Regions from separate parts of the Homo sapiens genome. Here region 1 is linked to region 2. The links are chromatin contacts, found by Hi-C in ENCODE. All regions are on one chromosome and are shown on one strand. Each heading gives the region's core, a stretch centred on a gene start or an enhancer-like site at or near the end of the contact. The rest is flanking DNA. Distances are from core to core; before and after follow the strand shown.

Region 1 (5,943 bases), core at 143-2,642, 420 kb before region 2:
ATGGAATTGAGCCAGTTCTCCATAGCAATAACTGGCTCAATAATATATCTTTAATTGGCTTCCTGGAATCATTCCTCAAATAAATTATTTTCACCCAAATGCGTGTCTCAAGCTCTGCTAGGGGTAGAACCCAAACTAAGATATTAGTTAAAGTGCTTTTAATAGCGCCCTGTGGCCAGGTGTAGTGGCTCACGCCTGTAATCCCAGCACTTTGGGAGGCCAAGGCAGGTGGATCACGAGGTCAAGAGATCGAGACCATCTTGGCCAACGTGGTCAAACCCCATCTCTAAGAAAAATACAAAAATTAGCTGGGCGTGGTGGTGCACGCCTGTAGTCCCAGCTACTTGGGAGGCTGAGGCAGGAGAATCACTTGAACTCAGGAGGCAGAGGTTGCAGTGAGCTGAGGTCGCGCCACTGCACTCCAGCCTTCCAGCCTGGCGACAGAGCAAGACTCTGTCTCAAAAAAAAAAAAAGAGTCCAGTATAAAATTCATGGTTAGTATATGATGGTTTCGTTTCCTATGCCTCTTCAGTAGTGTCATTCTTTACTTGTGAATCAGATATCCAGATCTAAGCAATGACTCACTCTGGGGAAAAACAATGTCCTAAATATGGTAGCCTGTAGAGGCCACTGAGGACTTGAAATGCAGCCAATTCAAATTGAGAGGTGCTGACAGTGTAAGCTTTACAAGAGATTTCAAAAACTTAGAATAAAAAAAAGTAAAGTATCTCATGATATAATAATTTGTAGATTGATTAGTTGAAATAACACTGTGGATATATTGGGTGAAATAAAATATAGTATTAATATTAATTCCACTTGTTTCTTCTCATGTTTTCAAATATGGCTACCCAAATTTTTTAAGTTATATTAAGGCTTGTATACATCTATTGGACAGCGCTGCTCTAAACATTATAGGAAAGAGTCATGGTGTGAAGAGAGAGAGAGAATGTATGTGCGACTCAGAATATTCAACAAGATGTTTAATTGTAAGCCACAGAAACAATTTAGGCGGATGTAAGAAAGACTTCATTAAAGATTAAAGGAGGCTCCAAAACCTGGCCCAAAGAATCAAGCTTGGAGGCTGCACAGCGGGTACAATTGTATAGAGATAGTCTGCAAAATACCTGCCATCATTTTTCTTCCTGTATCCACATCCCTTAACAATGTGACTTTGAAGTTCCTCCCATCAGGAGGTAGGGTGTTTCTTTACCCTTTGATTTGGTGCTGGCCTTGTGACTTGCTTTGGCCAAAAGAATGTGGCAGAAGTGATGGTTATATCAGTTCTGAATGTAGACTTCACAGGAGCTCTACTTCTTGGAACCCTGCTGACCTGTCATGTGAACAACCCTGGGCTGGACTGTTCGGTGATAGAGACATGCGGTCCAGTCATCCCCATAGCCTCAGCTGACAGTCAGCCAAACCACAGAAACAGAGCTGCCTCATCGACCAGCAGCCAACTCCAAACACATGAATGAGCCCAGAGCTGTTCAGTTAAACCCAATTCAAACTGCTGTTTTCACAAGATCATAAATAAGCTAAATATAAGTTACTAAGTTCTGAGATGACTTGTGTCAAAGATAAATCCAGACACTGGTTAGACACTGGTTAAAGCACTAAGAATAAACTTTATTCCGTAATTATCACTGCAAAGGGAAAGAGGTTCCAACATGAACTGAACTTTGATTTGTGCAGAGGTGACTGGGCATGTTAAAGGGACAATGAGGGACTAAGGAAGGGGGAATGAGCAGGGGCTTAAGCAGAAACTGATCTTGTTAATTGGTGCTTATCTAAAGGAGAAGCAAACTTCTTATATTTATATGGCAGAAGGCAGTGGTGTAAATTAGAGGCAAGGTGCCACGGGGCTGGGCACCAGAGGGGGAATTATTTCCCTGAATGTTAATTTTGGGTGGTAGAAGATCTACATCGCAAAGGGGAAGAGAAAGGAATTACAACTGCAAGCTTCCTAAACTACAACTGCTCTAAGAGGGGAGGGTTCAGGGGCCTGTTTATTACTGGTTTGGACTGGATCAGTCTTGAGCTTTCCAAGGTGAGCAGTTTAAGGGGCTAGGGTCATTCTAGGAATGTAGCTTTGAGCTGCTAGAAACTATATTAATTTTTGCTCAAAAATTTTAGTGTGGGAGTGGAGTATGGAAAATAGACAAAAATCATTTATGCTGAGAGTCTGCAGTTTTTATAAGCCTACACTGGGGCATGGTCAAAAACAGAACTCAGAAGAGCTTATCTAAAGTTCAGTCAAGAAGAGAGTCTTTGCGACTTACCACTTAGTTATGGGATGATCAGTTATGCAGCAAAATCTAAATAATATCATTTTTCAAATCACACCACAGAACTGGTGCATTGGAAACCCCACCACCCCTCCTGCTAGACCCAGAAACTGCAGCTTGCGTGGCTGACCTACTGATACCAAACATGGCACCACTACTAGGGTCTCTGGAAAGGGCATGTACCTCCCACCACGGCTGCCAAGCTCACCAGAATGGATTGTGTTTTGTTTTGATTTTTTTGGTATCACTACCCTCAATTCAAAGTCTAGGGAGTCTCCATCTAATTCATGGAACCTAAGTCGTGTGCTCATGCCCTAGTTTCACATTGGTATCTTCGGTTTCTACAGTGGAAATCGTTTCCCTTTAATAAAATAGAGAATTATCCAATGCAGGAAGGATGTTCAGATGCTGGGTCATCAAACCAAAAAACAAATGCTATTATGTAAACTATAATATTTCATACCTTCATTGTTTACTGTTGCTGAGAACCATGCCTGAACACACTCCTTATCTTTCTCTATTTTAATAATTCCTCTTCATCTTCCCTGGGAAATTTTCTCTGACTTCTGCCTTCCCCAGCCCTGGTTATATTAGAAAAATGCACAGAGGCATGAAACCTAGCAAAGTAATTAGGATTCCCATTGTTTCCTCAGTTCCTCACTGGTTCTTATCATCAAGAATCTTTCGACCTGAGTGACTGAAATCTTTCATTCATTCCCCAGTGCCTGGCATGGTGTCTGAAACATATTAAGACCTCAGTGTTTATTTCTACATAAATAAACTAGAGATTCATGAAATGAGAGGTCACTCTTATAAAACAGGTTGGTGTCAGATTATGCAGGATATAAATGCAACCTAGCTCAGAGGCAACATAATGTCATTAAAGGTTTTTGTACTATTTATTAGAAAGATTCACCTATATTCAGTGTGTAGGATGCAAATAAGAGTGTGAGGCCAGAGCCTAGCCAGCAACCTACTGCAAAATGTAGTAGGTTGAGAGTGGAAGGGGCTAGCCACACTAATGCAAGAGAAGAGCCAGCTGCATGAAATAAAATTAAGAAGATGTTGGCATCTGACTGGTTCTGGGATGGAGGGAGAGGAAGGAGTATGTTCATATATCATGACAAAAAAATTGAAATGTGTTTTTTTTAATTATGATAATTTTCTTGTTTCCCAAAGACCTTTCCTTCATCCTGTTTATTCTAAGGTATTTTCAAACTCAGGAAAGGAAAAATTACTGCAGAACAGAATAAAAGGGATGTCATGTTTTTTGCTTTTAGCTTCAAACAGCAATGTTGTAGAACAGCAAAGACTTTGGAAGAGTACTTACAGAAAGAAGTTACACCCTTCATCTCCACGCAAGTTTAGGTGCCCAGTAGGTGAAAGCGTCCTGATAGGATGAAAATAATTCATGGAGGAGCAGCAAAAGGGTTAAATGCACATGAGGGAAGACTGAAACCTTACTCTTCCCTAGTGTATAGTTTGAGGAGAGAGAAGGTTGGAAAAAGTGTGTTCTAGATCTACCACATCAACTTAGTACCCCAGCATCAGAGCAAAAATGGTCAGTTACATTGGGCCAACAGTTAGATGTGGCTCGGTGTGACATCGAGGGGCAAAGAGACTCTGATGACGGCTCTGATCCTACCTTAAGGTCACCCGTGAGAAGTGGACAAATAAACCTCCCACTTCCCCAAGCAGGGCTCAGAAGGTACTTGAAAGAGACAGCTTAGGACCCAAGGGTCTAGAATTTTTAACCCAAATGCAAGTGGGCATTATGCAGCTGAGGCGCTCACAGTTGCAGAGATTTCAGGAGGTGGCCTTCTGGAAGACTGACAAATACCATGACCACGGAAGAACAGGTCCCTTTTCCCTGACTCCCTACCTCCATCCTGTCTAGAATAAACTAGGGAACAGGAATACCACCCTGAAGAGCAGGAGGCAAAGGCAAAGTCCAGAAATGACATGATTTTAAACTTGAAGTTACAAGACAAAGGATGACATGACAAAAGTATGACAAAGGCTAAATCCATCTAGAAATGACTAGATTTTGCATTACAATATCAGGGGAAATAGGGCATATAATAGAAACTAAGTTCAATTACCCAAAAATAAAATATTACCTAGTTTGTATGTATGACTTTAAGGCCTATGAAAATTACACTTACAATAGGTACAAAGGAGTTTACTCCATTTGTAAGAGGATTGAGAGTTCTTTTTGTGGAACTATAACAGGTTTCATTAAAAAAATAACAAATTATTGGCTGAAATGTTTCAACTCTAAGTTGAAATTAAAGTGAATTGCTACTTTCCCCATGCCTGGCCCTCCCTCTGAGGCATGTTCTGATTCTAATTGAATTCTAATTAAATTAGATTAAATTTAATTCTAATTGGTTTGGGTCACCAAGGTGATTCCAGTCAATATTCTTCAGTACAATCCAAAGATTTCTAGTCCACTCATGAGTCAATCAAAGTCTAGAGGACTCAGAACAGATTTATTAGCCATTGATGTGTGATATGGTTTGGCTCTGTGTTCCCCCTCAAATCTCATGTTGAATTGTAATTCCCAGTGTTGAAGGAGGGACCTGGTAGGAGGTAATTGGATCATGGGGGCAGATTTCCCCCTTGCTCTTCTTGTGATAGTGAGTTCTCACAAGTTCTAATGGTTTAAAATTGTAAGTTTCCTGAGGCCTCCCAGTCATGCTTCCTGTACAGCCTGCAGGGCAGTGAGTCAATAAAACCTCTTTTCTTTATGGATTATCCAGCCTCGGGTAGTTCTTTATAGCAGTGTGAGAATGGATTAATACAAAATGGACCTATAGTTAAGATAAACTCTAGAGTAGTTTTACTCAATGGGGTTTGGGTATAGGGGGTCTCCTCCCCATATGACAGTTAGCAAAGTCTGGAGATAGTTTTGGTTGTCACAAGTGAGGGTGTCACAACTAGCAACTAGTAGGTAGAAGCCAAAGATGCTGCTAAACATCACTCGATGCCAGACAACCCCCACAACAAGGAATTATGTGGGCCAAAATGTCATTAATACCAGGATTGAGAAACCTACTCTAGAGGTAAATTAGAAGCCTACCCATTTCCTGAATCCTGGCGGCCTCTTCAAGTTGACCAACCACTTTTATTTAATAGAAGACATTTAGTGTACACAGGCTCTTTTTTTTCTGGAGAAGCCTTAGACAAAACTTAGATTGTTTATTAGATTATTTTAAGAAATATTTAACACCTAAAAAAAAGCATTGGAATTCTTTAAATACTTTCTTCCTTTAAAATGTACAATTCAATTAATCAATCAATCAATACGTCATCTCTGTCTTAATTTCAGTAATCTGTTCTTGGTTAGTTCTATTGAAAAAATGCTAACTGGGAGCCTAATTATCATGATTTTACATGGGAAAAATTATAATGCAGAATATGTCAACCATAACCGACAGCCAATTTCCTCAAACATAACTAAAACTCAATAAAACATCTTGTTAGGGGGTAAAATGCTCAAGAGGAACATACTTCTTAATAACCAATAAATTAATATACCTCATAATCGCTTATGTGGTATATAACAAAATACTAAACATCTTCTTTTTGAAGCCTCAAGAATTTTTCAAAATATCAACATGTGACTTGGATGCTGTGGCTGAAATTACTTAAA
Region 2 (6,151 bases), core at 2,535-5,034:
TTCTTTCTTTCTTTCGTTCTTTCTTTCTTTCTTTTCTTTCTTCTTCTTTCTTTTTTGTGGAGACGGGGGTCTTGCCATCTTACCCAGGCTGGTCAAAAACTCCTGGGCTCAAGCGATACTCCTGCCTTGACCCCAAAGCACTGGGATTATCGGTGTAGGCCACCTGCAGCTGGCCTCATTTGCATGTTGATGGAACTCAGAATTAACCTTTCCCTCCCCTGTTGGATAAAGGAAGGTAAATCTTTTCAGTGAGGAGTCATCAATAATGCAATATTTTTCAGCCTTTTTACTACCCCAACACATAGGAGGCAAGTCACGCACCCACAATAAATGAAGGGCTCACTTAAGAGCCTGAGCTGTGGATTCCCACAGATTTGAATGCAAACCTTCCCTTTACACCTTACTCCAAAGCTGTGTAACTTTGTCCAATATCTTATCCTCTGCAAAAATACAGTCCACGCTACTTTATTTTATTTTTAAAATTTTTTGAGTAAATATAAGTGTACATATTTATGGGGTTCATGAGATGTTTTGATACAGGCATGCAGTGTGTAATAATCACATCATGGAATACGGGGCCTCCATTCCCTCCAGCATTTATCCTTTGTGTTACAAACAGACTAATTATACTCTTTTAGTGATTTTTTAAGTGTACAATTAAATTATTATTTACTATATTCACCCTGCTGTGCTATCAAACACTGGATCTTATTCATTCTTTCTAACTATGTTAAAAGTATGGAACACATCACAAATTTGTGTGTCATCCTTGCACAGGAGCCACGCTAATCTCTGCACTGTTCCAATTTCCATATATGTGTGCCATGCTACATTAGTAGAGAGATCCCTACAATACTGTGGCTTAAGAAGAGAGATGTTAAAATTAGCTGGGCGTGGTGGCAGGCGCCTGTAATCCCAGCTGCTTAGGAGGCTGAGGGCAGAGAAATTGCTTGAACCGGGAGGCGGAGGTTGCAGTGAGCCAAGATCCTGCCACTGCACTCCAGCCTGGGTGACAGAACGAGACTCCGTCTCCCAAAAAAAAAAAAAAAAAAAAAAAAAGGAAGAGAGACATTTGTTTTTCTCTCCTGAAATAGTCCTCAGTGAAGCAGAACAGGGTAGGGTAGGATGGACAGCTCAGCCCATCCTCAAAATATGGCTTCTATCTCTGGATCTGTGAGGGCTGTTCTAGCTCCTGCCATTACATCTACATCCCAGACAGCAGGAATGGTCAAAGGAACAAGAAAATACACCCTTATTTCTTTTAAAGGCAAAGCTTGTTAAATAAAAGCACTTATATCCTATTGGCAAAAAGTTACATGGTCTTATCTGGTTGCAAAGATGCTGGGATAATATAATCTATAACTCAATGGTCCTGGGCACAGCTAAAACCTGGGGGTTTCAATATTTTTAAATTTTATTTTATTTTATTTTGAGATGGAGTTTCACTCTGTTGCCCAGCCTGGAGTGCAGTGGCGCAATCTCCGCTCACTGCAACCTCCACCTCCTGGGTTAAAGCGATTCTCCTGCCTCGGCCTCCTGAGTAGCTGGGATTACAGGAGCCCACCACCACACCCAGCTAATTTTTGTATTTTTAGTAGAGACGGGGTTTCACCATGTTGGCCAGACTGGTCTCGAACTCCTGACCTCAGGTGATCTGCCTGCCTTGGCCTCCCAAAGTGCTAGGATTACAAGAGCGAGCCACCACGCCTGGCTGGGGGTTTCATTATTAAAGAAGGAGGAGACTGACTAATATTGTTGTATGTCTTAGCTTGGGTTCTTGCAAAGTAGAGTCTAAGGCAAGGGACTTGGATGCAGGTAGTCTATCTGCATTTACCTATTGACTGATGATATTGATCCCAGGAAGCAGAAGTGAGGTGTGAGAAGAGAGAGACAAGGAAGTGAGAAAGCCTATAAAGTGTGTGCTACTCAGTTGGAAACCATTATGGAAAAATAAGGCCCACTTACACTCGGGATCAGCTGTGGAACTTCATAGACTGTGCTTCAGCATTGTTCCACTGAAGGACAAGGAGGCTGGGGCATTAATCTGCTGACTTCCATCCACTGTTACTTACTAACTCTCCTGCACTTCCAGGCTGTGGCCTGCTTGGGTGTCCCCAAGGGACACCACAGCACCCACTGAAGGTGGGGCACTTGCAGCATGCATGCCGCTGTTCACATTAGTGCCACTAATGTCAGGTGGGCCCAAGGGATGGGGCACAGGGCATCTTAGGCAGGTGCTTCTGGGTAGAACTAACCCTTTCATTTTCCATCCACACCCTGCAGTGAGCATAATGGAGCGTGTGTCCCAGAGTTGGGTGGGGACTGGGAGAATGTTTTTAAAGCACCTGAAGCAGATACTGGCATGTAGTACGTGCCCAGTAATGTTAGTTCTCTTTCCTTCCACTTCCCCTTTGTCACCTTAACACACCACCTTAACATCTTAACAATTAAATTTATCCTATTAACATAAAACATCCTCATTAAGTTCTTCAGCCTTTCTACAGATTTAATAACTTAAGCTTTCATACTAGGGGAAAATATCTGCACATCATAGTTTTTAATTTTTTTTTTTTTGAGACGGAGTCTCCCTCTGTCGCCCAGGCTGGAGGCAGCGGCGTGATCTCTGCTCACTGCAACCACCACCTCTCAGATTCAAGTGATTCTCCTGCCTCAGCCTCCCGAGTGGCTGGGACTACAGGCACGTGCCACCACGCCCAGCTAATTTTTTATATTTTTATTAGAGACAGGGTATTCACCATGTTAGCCAGGATGGTCTTGTTTCTTGACCTCGTGATCTGCCCACCTTGGCCTCCCAAAGTGCTGGGATTACAGGCGTGAGCCACCACGGCCCAGCCAATTTTTAAATTTAATATGAAATATTTATTTCAGATTTTGTGGCCAACTAATGGCTGCACTAGACAGATGCAAAGGTAAAGTGTGTAATAGGATTACCTGAATGAAAGTCTGTATCCATAATGAGAAGACAATCTTATATGCTCTTTAATGCCTCTATTATACCCATAACTGAGAAATTTAACAATTAAAAACAATGTGCCAGGGCTTCACGAAGTCTCTGTAGGTGCATAGGCGCCGGCATAAGAGGTGGCTGCCAAGTCACATTCATTCATAAATTCTCCAAGCGTGCCTATATGAGAACAACACTGTTCTAGAGGTTGTGATTAAGATACGGTCCCTGCAAATGTCAATTTGATAGTCTGTAGGAATGGGGGAATGATTAACCACAGGAGGATAACTACAGGTGCTATAAGTCCTTATGTCACTGAAAGGTTTGGATAGAAGTGGACAGTTGGGCTCAGGTGGAGAATGAAAGAAAGAATTGAGTGATATGTAATGATTGTGTTTATCAGCTAAACAAAATGTTCACAGAGTCTTCAAGTATCTTCTTACAGGTGAATTATTTTAAATTTTATTTTAAAGCGTCATCATACATACAGCCAAGCATGGTGGCTCACACCTGTAATCCCAGCACTTTGGGAGGTTGAGGTGGGCAGATTACTTGAGTCCAGGAGTTCAAGACCAGCTTGGGCAATATGGTGAAACCATGTCTCTACAAAAAAATACAGAAATTATCCAGGCATGGTGGTACGGGCCCGTGATCTCAGCTACTCAGGAGGCTGAGGTCGGGGGTATTGCTTGAGCCAGGGAGGCAGAGGTTGCAATGAACTATGATCATGCCACCACACTTCACTGCACTCCACTGCACTCCACTGCACTCCACTGCACTCCAGCTGGGGCAACAGAGTGATATTCCGTCTTAAAAAAAGAAAAAGAAAAAGAAAAAGAAAAATCATCAAACTGTAAAATTAACTTATCAGCCAGGTGCGGTGGTTTACACCTGTAATCCCAGCACTTTGGGAGGCTGAGGCAGGCAGATCGCCTGAGGTCAGGAGTTCAGAACAGCCTGGCCAACATGGCGAAACCCTGTCTGTACTAGAAATACAAAAATTAGCCAGGTATCGTGGGCCTGTGGTCCCAGCTACTCAGGAGGCTTAGGTTGGGGGTGGATTGCTTGAGCCAGGGAGGCAGAGGTTGCAGTAAACTGTGATCGCACCAATACGCTTCGTTGCGCTCCACTGCACTCCACTGCACTCCACTGCACTCCGGCCTGGGCAACAGAGTGAGAATCTGTCTCAGGAAAAAAAAAGAAAAAAAAAGAAAAATCACTGAACTATAAAATTGACTTATTTTTTGGTGTATCATTTTATGAATTTTTTTTCCACACCTGGGATTACAGGCATGAGTCACTACACCTGGCCTTGTTTTATGAATTTTAACACAAGTATAGATTTATGTAACCACCACCACATTCAGCGTACAGGACAGTTCTATTACCTTACGACTCTTTCATGCTATGTCTTTACAGTCATACCTCCTCTAACTCCTGGCAACCACTGATCTCTTCTCTGTCACTATAGTTTTGTCTTTACAAGAAGAATGTCACATAAATGGAATCATACAGTATATCTTTTGAGGCTGGCTTAATTTTTTTGAGATGGAGTCTTGCTCTGTCTCCGGGCTGGAGGCTGGAGTGCAGTGGCTTGATCTCGGCTCACAGCAACGTCCGTCTCCCGAGTTCAAGCGATTCTCCTGCCTCAGCCTCCCATGTGTCTGAGATTATAGGCGCCCGCCACCACACCCAGCTAATTTTTTAATTTTAGTAGAGAACAGGTTTCACCATGTTAACCAGGCTGATCTTGAACTCCTGACCTCAGGTGATCCACCTGCCTCAGCCTCCCAAAGTGCTGGGATTACAGGCATGAGCCACTATGCCTGGCCAGTTTGTTCTTTTTTATTGTTCAGTGTATTCCAGTGTATGAAGGCATTGCTTTGTTTATTCATTCATCCACTGAAAGACGTTTGAATTTATTTCAGTTTCTGGCAATTATGAACAGAGCTGCTATAAAAGCAGACTACTAATTAGTCACAAAGGAAGAAAGAGATACTTTCACTGTGAAGAAGTGATTAAGCTTAACATCAGTAATAATGTGACAAACGGACGTCAGGGGAGCCTCCAGATGCGATGCACTGAGAAGGGCACATTATTCCTGTACTCTTCCTTCCAAAATGCATGGTCTGTATTTCAGCATAAGGAAATAATCAGACAAACCCAAGGCGAGAGCTGTTCTACAAAACTACTGACCACTACCCTCCAAATATGACAATGCCGCGAAAGACAGAAAGAGCAGTGAAGTGTTTCAGAGTGAAAAAGGCTAAAGACATGGCAACCGAATGCAATGTGTGACTCTAGATGGCAAAAACTTGGCTAGAAAGAATATTATTGAGAAAACAATATCAGAAAAGTAGTGTTGTATCAATGTTAAAACTTCCTGATTTTGATCACTGTATTGTGGTTATGTAAGAATATTCAAGAGAATGTCTTTGTTTTTAGATTCTTGCTGGGGTAAACAAGGATATCTGTTATTTATTTATTTATTTATTTATTTATTTATTGAGATGGAGTCTCACTCTGTCACCCAGGCTGAAGTGTAATAGTGTGATCTTGGCTCGCTGCAACCTCCGCCTCCTGGGTTCAAGCAATTCTCTCCTGCCTCAGCCTCCCAAGGAGCTGGGATTACAGGCACCCACCACCACGCCTGGCTAATTTTTGTATTTTTAGTGGAGATGAGATTTCACCAGGTTGGCCAGGCTGGTCTCGAACTCTTGACCTCAAGTAATCCACCTGCCTCAGCCTCCCAAAGTGCTGGGTTTACAGGCTTGAGCCACCATGCCTGACTAGATACCTGTAATTTATTTTCAAATGATTCAGAAAGGGAGAGAGAGGGGAAGAGAGATTGAGAACTTTGAAAAAATTAACAACTAACAAATTTCATATAGGTGTATAAATTAATTCTTGTAACTTTCTGTAGGCTTATGACTTTTCAAAACAAAAAGTTGAGGAAAAAGCAATTTTATAAAAAGAAGAGTCAGCCAGGCATGGTGGCCCACATCTGTAATCCTAACACTTTGAGAGGCTGAGGTGGGAGGATCACCTGAGCCCAGGAGTTCGAGATCAGCTGTTCCACAGTATGCTCACAAGGAAACCCCTACAAAACCTTTAACTCCTTAGATGATGTTTGGTTGGACTTTGTTGGGAAAAAAGTCATATATAGAGGCTAGTTTCAAATTTATC

Evidence for each region. Hi-C counts contacts between places; a loop is a spot of excess contacts on that map. Pooled maps may share reads with other maps.
Region 1: a loop to region 2 is called in a pooled map, with 9 times the contacts of the local background. The contact joins two enhancer-like sites. A Hi-C loop is called at or near these places in 2 of 37 single-sample maps with no recorded cell type and 2 of 50 pooled maps.

What each region holds. Positions count from the first base shown.
Region 1 is chr21:17,843,905-17,849,847 of GRCh38, reverse strand. The region is part of intron 1 of LINC03147 (long intergenic non-protein coding RNA 3147); the gene reads left to right. All of the region lies in intron 2 of LOC124900465 (a long non-coding RNA gene), which reads right to left. Among named protein-coding and RNA genes, the nearest start is that of C21orf91, 28 kb to the right of the region's middle. Within about 2 kb of position 1,392, at least 2 of the 41 ENCODE cell types and tissues checked have a DNase peak (open chromatin) inside an H3K27ac peak, as active enhancers do.
Region 2 is chr21:17,426,229-17,432,379 of GRCh38, reverse strand. It overlaps the pseudogene RNU6-113P. Among named protein-coding and RNA genes, the nearest start is that of LINC01549, 9.6 kb to the left of the region's middle. Within about 2 kb of position 3,784, at least 3 of the 41 ENCODE cell types and tissues checked have a DNase peak (open chromatin) inside an H3K27ac peak, as active enhancers do.